Linked DNA regions of Homo sapiens: region 1 is linked to region 2. A link is a contact called in ENCODE Hi-C or POLR2A ChIA-PET data. All regions are on one chromosome and are shown on one strand. The core of a region is the stretch at or near the end of the contact, and the rest is flanking DNA. Distances in the headings are between cores, read along the strand shown.

Region 1 (4,453 bases), core at 1,137-3,636, 43 kb before region 2:
GTTTGGCTGCAATGAGAAGCAAATGTGGCTACTTCTTTTTTCCATTCGTCAGAATTCCTGCCAAGATCAACACACAAGCTGGTCGGAAAGCGTGGTTTCCTGATTTGAAAGAGTGCTGACAAGCCAGCATTTGCACAAACTCCCCAAACAGGAGCTGCTGATTTCCAGAGAAAGCAGAAGCCACCGCCTGCTCTGATAAGCCATGTCCCAGGGTGGGGGCCGCAGGGCTGTGGCCAAGTCCTCCCGTCCCTGCTCCTCCAGAGTCAAAAGCAACGGTGTGGAAACCGCCTTTTGTGGCTGGGCCAAAACAAGAAAATGCAAATAAAAAGCAGGAATGTTTCTTTGGTTTCTCTGGAAATAACATAGGGGCTATGAAAACAATTTCTTTTTGGCTGGGGATGCGGGCCGCTCAAAGTCAGTAATTGAAGATGCTCAGGCATCTTTTTTGGACACGCCAAGTTCTCCCGGGAGGCATTTTTTTAGGCCCTTTGTTTTTTCTTCTCCAACAAGTTTCTCCAACAAGAGGAAAAAGTGGATAGAAAAGCCAAGCATTTCTGCCCAACTTGCTCCAAAAAAGCTGGGCAATTTCCCAAATAAGCCGCACAAAAATTAGACAAAGAGACCATTTGTGGAAAGCGTAAGGAGGGGCCACCTGGCAGCTGTCCAGCGACGTCCTCAGCTTCTCGATGTTCTCGGTGGTCTCCTCCTGCTTGGAGTTGCTCAGCTGGGTCTCTTTCTGGAGGGTCCACTTTTTCTGCTGAAAATTGATGTTGTCCTCAGTGACCTGGGTAATTTTCTCTATTAACTGGTGAGAAAAAGAAAAAGGAAAAAAAAAAAAAAGATGTAACATACAGGGGTGGGGGGCCCTGAGGGAAGGGGAATGGGAGAGGGGAGAGATGCAACTTAAGTCCCTGTCTAAGCACGGGAGGACAGAGGTCCTGATATGTCTTGGTGATGGCTGTCAAGGGGGACGTTGGTCCTGTCACCAGGGAATGAGTCCCAGAATCAGAGATTCTCTTTTCTTTTTTCTTTTCTTTTTTTTTTTTTTGCGACGGAGTTTCACTCTTGTTGCCCAGGCTGGAGTGCAATGGTTTGATCTCGGCTCACCGCAACCTCCGCCTCCTGGGTTCAAGCGATTCTCCTGCCTCAGCCTCTGAAGTAGCTGAGATTACAGGCACGCGCCACCATGCCCGGCTAATTTTGTATTTTTAATAGAGATGGGGTTTTACCATGTTGGTCAGGCTGGTTTCGAACTCCCGACCTGAGGTGATCCACCCGCCTCGGCCTCTCAAAGTGCTGGCATTACAGGCATGAGCCACCACTCCTTGCCGATCAGAGATTATTTTTATGATCCAAAGGCCTGTCTTGTGGCCCTGAGTTTGTTCCAGATTCTTCTGTGTTGTATAGGGATTCAGAACACTGAGCCTGATATTATGGGCTCATAAGCAGCAGGTCAGGTTCTCCCACACCCACTGAGAGCAGCCCACGGCACATTTTCCCATCTGTGCTTTGACACAGGGGGCTAGAAAGTGTAGTGGAAGAACAGCAAGGCAATCATTACAGCCAGACATCCACCCTCACTGCCACTGTCAACTTTTCTCCTCTGAAGGAACGCGCCAGAACGCACTGGCTGTGGGGAGGCGGCTCCCTTTCTCCCAGTGCTAATGGAGGCGAAACATGCATGTCTGGAGACCAGAAGTAAGCCCGAATGGTTTAATTTGATTTTCACAGACACATTTCAAGGGAGTTTTAACTGGCTTTTACTTTAAAAGCCAGGAAATCCCATAAAATCAAAACAAATCTTTATGGTGTAGCAACAGTGTGAAAAATATGCCACCAACAAAAACAGAAACATATGCTCCCAGGGTCTGGAATCCAGATCCACGAAGAAGAAGAAGAGGAAAGTGAAGGAGCCACGTGGCAGGGACGGCAGACTAACCTGTTGGTCGGTGACGGGCTTGTCCCGGAACGGCTTCGCCCGTCCATAGGTGGCCTTGATGACTTGACTTCTGAAGTGCTCCAGCTGCAGCAGAGAGGGGGCAACAGTGTCAGGGGGTCAGCAGGGGCCGGCAAGTGGGGGCAGCGTTTCCATGGCAGGGTGCGGGAAACACCACTTAGCAGGGTTTGCACGCCTGAATGACCATTCCGCGTTATCAGAATCTTCACCGCTCACGGGGAGTGGCGGGACCCACAGAAGAAAAGAGAACAGCAGGCTTTAATTACTTTTTAGGCACGCCTGCCTAACCCGAACGATGCCTGTGGTCAGTGCACACACATGTCTCAAACCCTCAGAAGAGCCTCTTGCTGCCAATTATCCAATGGGAAGTCTGGGGCCGGGAGCGCTCTTCCGTAATTGCTAAGTTGGCACCAGACTGTGAAATAAATATTGAGGCTGTCAGTCCAAGTAAATTGTGTAGTCAGCAAGGAAGCCCGGGGAGAGGAGAGTGTTCTCCCTTTCTCCATTTCATGCCTGAGCCCATAAGAGTCCTGAAGACTATGTCCACTCTGTTCATCTCGGTATCCCTGGAGCCTACTACGGTGCCTGGTGTAGAGGAGACACTCAGACACCCAACTAACCTTTGCTGGATGCCTGTACACAGAAACATCACCTTAAGCCAAGGGCCTCTACTTCTAGTGGCTTTCACTGAGCCCCTCCTGGGTGCTAGTGTTTTCAGGTTAAGGCTGATGAAATAGCAGTTACATTAAGTCCGGACTTACAGAATGACAAGTCCAAGGTGTCCTGATTCCATTAGTAGTTAGAGGTAAAAAGGAGCCCGACTTTCTCTGAGAATTTACCAACATGGCAGCCCCTGGCGTGAGTCTCCAGTTCACTGGCAAAACGTGGTTATTAAATACTCCAAAGCAGAGCCTTGAAGGGACCAAAAGGGCTACTGCCTCAACCTGGGGCCCAAGACACAGGTATTTACTGCACAGGGGAGTTCTAATGGGAAACGTCTTACGGACATCTCTGCAGTGACCCTGCCAGGAGAAGACCAGGTGACATGAGGTTCTCAAAGCCATCCTCTGGTTTCATGGCCAAGTGGAGGGTCCCAGCTCACCCAAAGAATTGACTGTGTAGAGGAAGCCCTATGAATGATGGTCCCCCATTGCCATCAGGGGCTCCCCACAGGAATGGCTGCCCAGGGCCATTGGGAGGGAGAGGTCATCTTAGACATGGCCTCGGGCCTGGGGTCACTTGGCTGGGGAAGGGCAGACTATTGGACAGGGAGCAGGGCCTTGGAGATACAGGAGAGGGAAGGCACTGGGAGGCAGAGAGAGGGCTTGTCCTTTCTCTCAAGTCTAGACCTGGAGCAGTCTCAGGACCTCCAGGGCTCCTCCTGGATGACCTCTGCCCAGAGCTATAACAAGAACCTTGGCCCTTGGGCAAGGAGCACGGGTCAGACCCTCAAATCAGGTATGTGTTAGGGGGAAGATTGGGGGTAGCCAATGTGCACAGGAAGAGGCCCAGACAGGCAGGTTCTCTGCCCTTGATAAGGGGCTGGCGCCCCCACAGGAGAAATGGTGCTGGCGGTTACAGTGGTGAATATTTGAATTTTAGGGTACAGGGACAAAGGCCTGGTCACACTGCCTGGTAAGGCTTGGATGGTAGAAAATGGAAGGGCTTTGGGAGCTGAGCTGGGTGGTTTGAGAGATCCTGGCTTTTAACCTTTCTTGGTAGTTCACAGACCCTCCTGAGAACCCAGTGGGAGACATGGGGGGCCCTCCTTCCCAGTAATACACACACACACACGCACACACACGTGTGTGTGCAAACCATTCTGTGGATCCCCTGGAGTCATGGTTTCCAGGAGAGGGACCCCTGTGGAGGAATCTAGGGTGGGCTGCCCCTGGGGGACCACATTCCTCAGGGTCATATGCCCTCCCATCTTGGTTTCCTGTTTGCTTTCCCTTAGCTTTTGGTAAACTTTCGTCTGCACATTCCGGCCCCCATGACTGTGTCACATTTGCCAGGAAGGGCCACCGGCGATTTCAGGCCACAGCATCAAAGAAACAGCACCTCCAGACCAGGTCGGAGTGGCTCACCCACAGCCGGGAGCTTCTCCATCCAGCACGCACTTTGGACACTCCAGGGTTTTACCTTATTAAGAAAAGTGGCATTTCCTTATAGACACTGTCTGTAATGTCTGCTGGGGCCCAAGGGGAAGAAAGATTGTGGTAAATGTCAGGACTAAAAACATTAAGGAGAAAATGCTAGAAACACCACTGGGGGCAAGGAGCTCGGTTAACTGGGGGCAGGCATCGAGCCGGGATTGGCTGCCTGGTCCGGGTCTCGGGTCATCGTAAACTATTCGAGTGGGAGGCCTCCCAGCAGCAGAAACCTGTTAAGCGATGTCCATGGGGGTGGGGAGCTGCAGACAGCCTCTGCTCATGAGATAAATGGGAGAATTAACGCACGTCTGTCTTTCTACCTTGGGCGTCCTCCTCTCTCACC
Region 2 (4,762 bases), core at 466-2,965:
CAGCTAATTTTTTGTATTTTTAGTAGAGACAGAGTTTCACCATGTTGGCCAGGCTGGTCTTCAACCCCTGACCTCAGATGATCCACCCGCCTTGGCCTCCCAAAGTGCTGGGATTACAGGCATGAGCCACAGCGCCCGGCATTGTTTGTTTTTTGAAAGCATGTTGATTTAGGGTGGCTTTAGTTGGAAGGTTAATGTCAGTCTTCTCTACTTAACAGGCCTACTCTATCATAAGCAAGGTCAAGGTTTTCTCAGAAATTGCTGCTGGTAACTACAAGGAAACAGTGAGGAGGATAAACAAACATAAAAAAAAGACTCCTGAAAAACTGGCTCCTGGCTGAGCTCACATTAGAATGTACATAGAGTTTGGGATCAAGGTCAGTTATCAACAAGTCTGGCTTAGAAATATTAGTTAAAAAATACTTGCTAGTGCCTTCTTTCTTTCACTCTCTTTCTTTCTTTCTTTCCTCCTCTTTCTTTCTCTCTGACCATATGGTGTGTGGCGTGGTGGTTTTTTCTTTGTTTATTTTTGAGGCCGCATGTGCTTTTCCTGATCTCTCCCACACTGTCTAAAATAGCAGGCTGCCAACCACCTGGACCACACCCACGGCTGAATTTCTATCAGCTTGAATAAACACCCAACCAGTAATGTACTCGAGAACTCCAAATCCATTGTTTCCGGATGATCTCCTTGTTTCTTGTGTTATTACGCTAACATCTGCTTCTGACCCTGTCAAGGCTTCAGGGTGAGAAGGACACCCTAAAACGCCAAGGGAGTTTGCCCAGAGTCCTACAGGACCCATGCATTCTTCCAGGAAGCCCTGGAGGCTGTGGACAAGGTGGGGAAGTAGACCTTGCCCTTGGAGCATCTGTCATGTTTTCTGCTATCTGCAATTTTTTTTTTTTTTTTTTGAGATGGAGTCTCGCTCTGTCGCCCAGGCTGGAGTGCAGTGGCGCAATCTCAGCTCACTGCAAGCTCCGCCTCACGGGTTCATGCCATTCTCCTGCCTCAGCTTCCCGAGTAGCTGGGACTACAGGCGCCCACCACCATGCCCGGCTAATTTTTGTATTTTTAGTAGAGACAGGGTTTCACCGTATTAGCCAGGATGGTCTCGATCTCCTAACCTCGTGATCCGCCCGCCTCGGCCTCCCAAAGTGCTGGGATTACCGGCGTGAGCCGCTGTGCCTGGCCTCCAATTCTTACCACTTGGCTTTGAACCACCAAGGAGAGAAGGCTCTAGGTGCTAGGCTGTGCTGTGCCCTTTGTATATGTGGCCCCATCTAATCACGAGAATAACTCTGGGGTAGGGGAAGCATTTTTACCCACATTTTGTGCATTAAAGGAGCAGAAGCTCAGTGAGGTTCAGAGACTTGCCCCAGGTCCTGAAGCCTGGAAGTGGTGATGCTGTCTGACTCCAAACTCTGTGCCCCTGGAGCTTCCAGGTCATTTGAAGTCATGATTTGCACTTGCTTTCCATACTTGCAAAAGGATCTTAGATGATTGGCTAATGAAGAATAGATTTTCTGAGTTAAAAAATGAAAATGAGAAATAGATGGTGTGAAAATCCCCAAGATGGTGCATGGACAGGATTGATGTGTGGACAGGATTTTCCAGGAACGTTATAGGTTCCCTCCTGCAAGTCTGAGTCACAGGGTATGTGCAGCACCCTGGATGCCACTCAGAGAACTGCAGTCTCCCCCCAGGCAGGGCTGTAGCTGGCTCACTGCTGTGCCAGAGGAGAGCTGGGGCCTGTTGGTGCTGGCTCATGAGAGCCGATGAGTAAATGTTGAGAATTCTGTGAGCTGGCTGATAAACACAGCCATTAAAAAATAAATTATATATACTTACAATTAAATTATACCAGAAACAACAGTAATAAATACTTAAAACTTAGCCTCCTAATTATTTTACTATATTTCATGATAATCTGTGCTCTTACAGTTATTCTTCCTACTGCGTCTGTGTGTTGGCAGTGCTGTAGAGTGATGTGCTGCTACCCAGCTCTCTGTGGCTCTGTGTTAGTGAAGCTTGAAATTGGCCAGGATGGTGAGGTAAGAGGTGGGACTCAATTCTGGAGGTTTGGCTCAGACACCAGACCAAATTGAGGACCAGCTAAAACAGGGCCGCAGTGGAAGCAGCTTTTCATAAGACACGCCCACCAGTGTGCCATGTCAGTTTCGCATTGCCATGGCAACACCCAAAAGGTACCACCCCTTTCCATGGCAATGACCCAACTACCTGAAAGGTAATACCCTTTTCCTGGAAATTTCTGCATAAACCACCCCTTCGTTTCTGTGTAATTAAATGTGGATATGAATATGACTGCAGAATTGTCTTTGAGCTGCTACTCTGGGCGCACTGCCCATGGGGTAGCCCTGCTGAGCAAGTAGCAGCCCCGCTCCTGCCACTGTGCACTGTTGCTTCCATAAAAGGTGCTGTCTCACACTGCTGGTTTGCCCTTGAATTCTTTCCTGGGCAAAGCCAAGAACCCTCCCTGGCTAAGTCCCAATTTTGGGGCTTGCCTATTCTGCATTAATGGGAGTATTTACACCACAGAAATCAGGGAATGTTACAAATCAGGGATTGATTTTTTGTTTTGTTGCTTGTCTATTCTTAGGAAGGTGTTGGATAAAATATTAGTAATACAGATGAGATTTAAAAGTGTTTTATGTCTGTAGCCATCACATTATGAGTAGCACAAAAGATATGGAGGAAATTTTCTTCTGATATTCAAAAACTATTATCCAATAGTTTCTTCTGGTATTCATAAACTATGATAGCAAAGAAGGTGCTCATGTCATTGATGAACATGTGAGGTTCCAATACAAATCTTTCTCATTTCACTTTCGTCTTACTCACAAAGGTAAACAAATATATCCACCAGTATTCCGGTTGGAAACATTCATCAGTTGCTACCATAAGTTGGCTAGGGATACAAGAGTTTGGCAAAAATCAATAAAAACCCTCTGTGAGAATCAATGGCTCTATGGAATTTATGATAAATTTGCCATAAAGAGTCCTGCATATTTTGTTATTATTTATAAAGAATGTGCTACACATTCTTTGTGTCAGTAAGCTTTATACTATACCTGCATACTTTACTTTTTCAGACACTCATCAGCATAGCACTGGCTGGACCCAGTGCCCAGTGAAGGGCCTGGCACACACTCTAGGTGCCTGCTGACCGAACTGAATTGAACAATTGGCAAACAGAGCCAAAGTTAAAAAATACCCTTCAGCTGATTCTGGGGCTGGGGCAGGGAGAATACACTATGAGCCTGGGGCATCTTGTAACAGCAGAAAGTGAGTAAGTGCTCAAAAACAGAAGGTGCGGGCCCTGTTAGAGGGATAAGCACCAACCCAAAAGCGCTCCAGTGGCCAAGGCTAGGACAATATGAGCTACAAAATAAATAACATCAGGTGGATTATAGCACAGAGAATCAAATAAAGACAGAGGAGTCCGTACTGATATAGATACATGAATGAGTAAATAATTCAATGGCAGAGAAGAGACACTTCCTTACAGAAGAATGTAACACACATAAGTAATCCCCAACCAGGAGGTGGAGCTGAGTCTTAATCAATGCCCCCTTCCTCCCCTCTCCTTTTTTTTTTTTTTTTTTTTTTTTGAGACAGTGTCTCACTCTGTCACCCAGGCTGGAGTGCAGTAGCGCGATTTTAGCTCACTGCAACCTCCGTCTCCTGGGTTCAAGCGATTTTTATGACTCAGCCTCCCGAGGAGCTAGGATTACAGGCATGCACCACCACACCTGGCTAATTTTTTGTATTTTTAGTAGAGACGGGGTTTTGCCATGTTGGTCAGACTGGTGTCAAACTCCTGGCCCCAAGTGATCCACCCACCTTGACTTCCCAAAGTGCCAGAATTACAGGTGTGAGCCACCATGCCTGGCCAGGTTATTTAATTAAAAAACAAAAACAAAACTCTTTTAAGGGACCTTTGAGTTACCAGAAAAAAATAATACAAAATCCACATGGAACCACTAATGTCGCTTATTCATACAGGTAGTCCTCTAGGTCTACTTTCAGCCTCTACTTCCTCTGATCTTACTCAATTTTACCCTAATAACTACACAATTACAAGGACAGGAAGGGGCAAGAAAGAAGGGGGAAAGGAGGCACACTGATCCCAGCAGAGAGCAGGAACTGACTGCCAGACCCTAAAACGCAGACAGAAGAGCCCCAGGGCAGCAGAGGGTGCTATGTGCGGCCCAGGAAGACAGCCTTCTCCATCTCAACAGCCCCTGGCGGGTGCCAGGATTCAAAATGGGGCAATAATTCTAAGTCTCCAAGAAAAGGATCAATTATGTCTAGGATTTTCCATTCCAGAAATTGGGATTATACATGTTAGAACACAGAACAGCCAAGTTACATACTATTTCCACGTTTTAGAACTTAAAGAAGTAGGTCCCTTTGAGCTATTCAAAAAGGCCATTTATCTGGATTTTGGCCAGGTGGGTTAGGGGACACCTAAGTGCATTCTGGCCCATCTTACTTTCCATCTTTGTAAACCTTCTAGCTTAAAGTTTTCCTTTTCCTTTAAGTTCTAATTCATTTCCTGGTCAGTCCATAAAATGGGAAAGAGAATCTAAGGAGAAAACACTTAGATGTTTGCAAACTGCGTTTTCTACCCTAGACTCGGCCTGCTGGAGCTCAGTCTTGCCAGATTGAGTGACTGAATGAACCAATGCATGATCAACTAACTTAGGAAAAGCGGCGATGTGGCTGCAGTTTGGGAAGAGT

The links. A loop is a pair of places that touch in the nucleus more often than their neighbours do. ChIA-PET counts read pairs that join two places held with the same protein, here RNA polymerase II (POLR2A).
Region 1: a loop to region 2 is called in a map with no recorded cell type, with 7 times the contacts of the local background. The contact joins two enhancer-like sites. A Hi-C loop is called at or near these places in 1 of 168 maps with a recorded cell type or tissue (endothelial cell of hepatic sinusoid) and 1 of 37 single-sample maps with no recorded cell type. POLR2A ChIA-PET finds 5 or more read pairs at or near these places in 2 of 52 experiments (Panc1 and naive thymus-derived CD4-positive, alpha-beta T cell).

The regions. Positions count from the first base shown.
Region 1 is chr1:15,324,629-15,329,081 of GRCh38, reverse strand. It overlaps FHAD1 (forkhead associated phosphopeptide binding domain 1), which reads right to left. Exons shown (of 34, transcript NM_001391957.1): 12 at 1,940-2,023; 13 at 653-805. It overlaps FHAD1-AS1 (FHAD1 antisense RNA 1), which reads left to right. Exons shown (of 2, transcript NR_148919.1): 2 at 1-2,402. Among named protein-coding and RNA genes, the nearest start is that of FHAD1-AS1, 17 kb to the left of the region's middle. RefSeq lists an enhancer at 3,699-4,453. Within about 2 kb of position 2,386, at least 3 of the 41 ENCODE cell types and tissues checked have a DNase peak (open chromatin) inside an H3K27ac peak, as active enhancers do.
Region 2 is chr1:15,280,629-15,285,390 of GRCh38, reverse strand. All of the region lies in intron 3 of FHAD1 (forkhead associated phosphopeptide binding domain 1), which reads right to left. Among named protein-coding and RNA genes, the nearest start is that of FHAD1, 36 kb to the right of the region's middle. Within about 2 kb of position 1,715, at least 10 of the 41 ENCODE cell types and tissues checked have a DNase peak (open chromatin) inside an H3K27ac peak, as active enhancers do.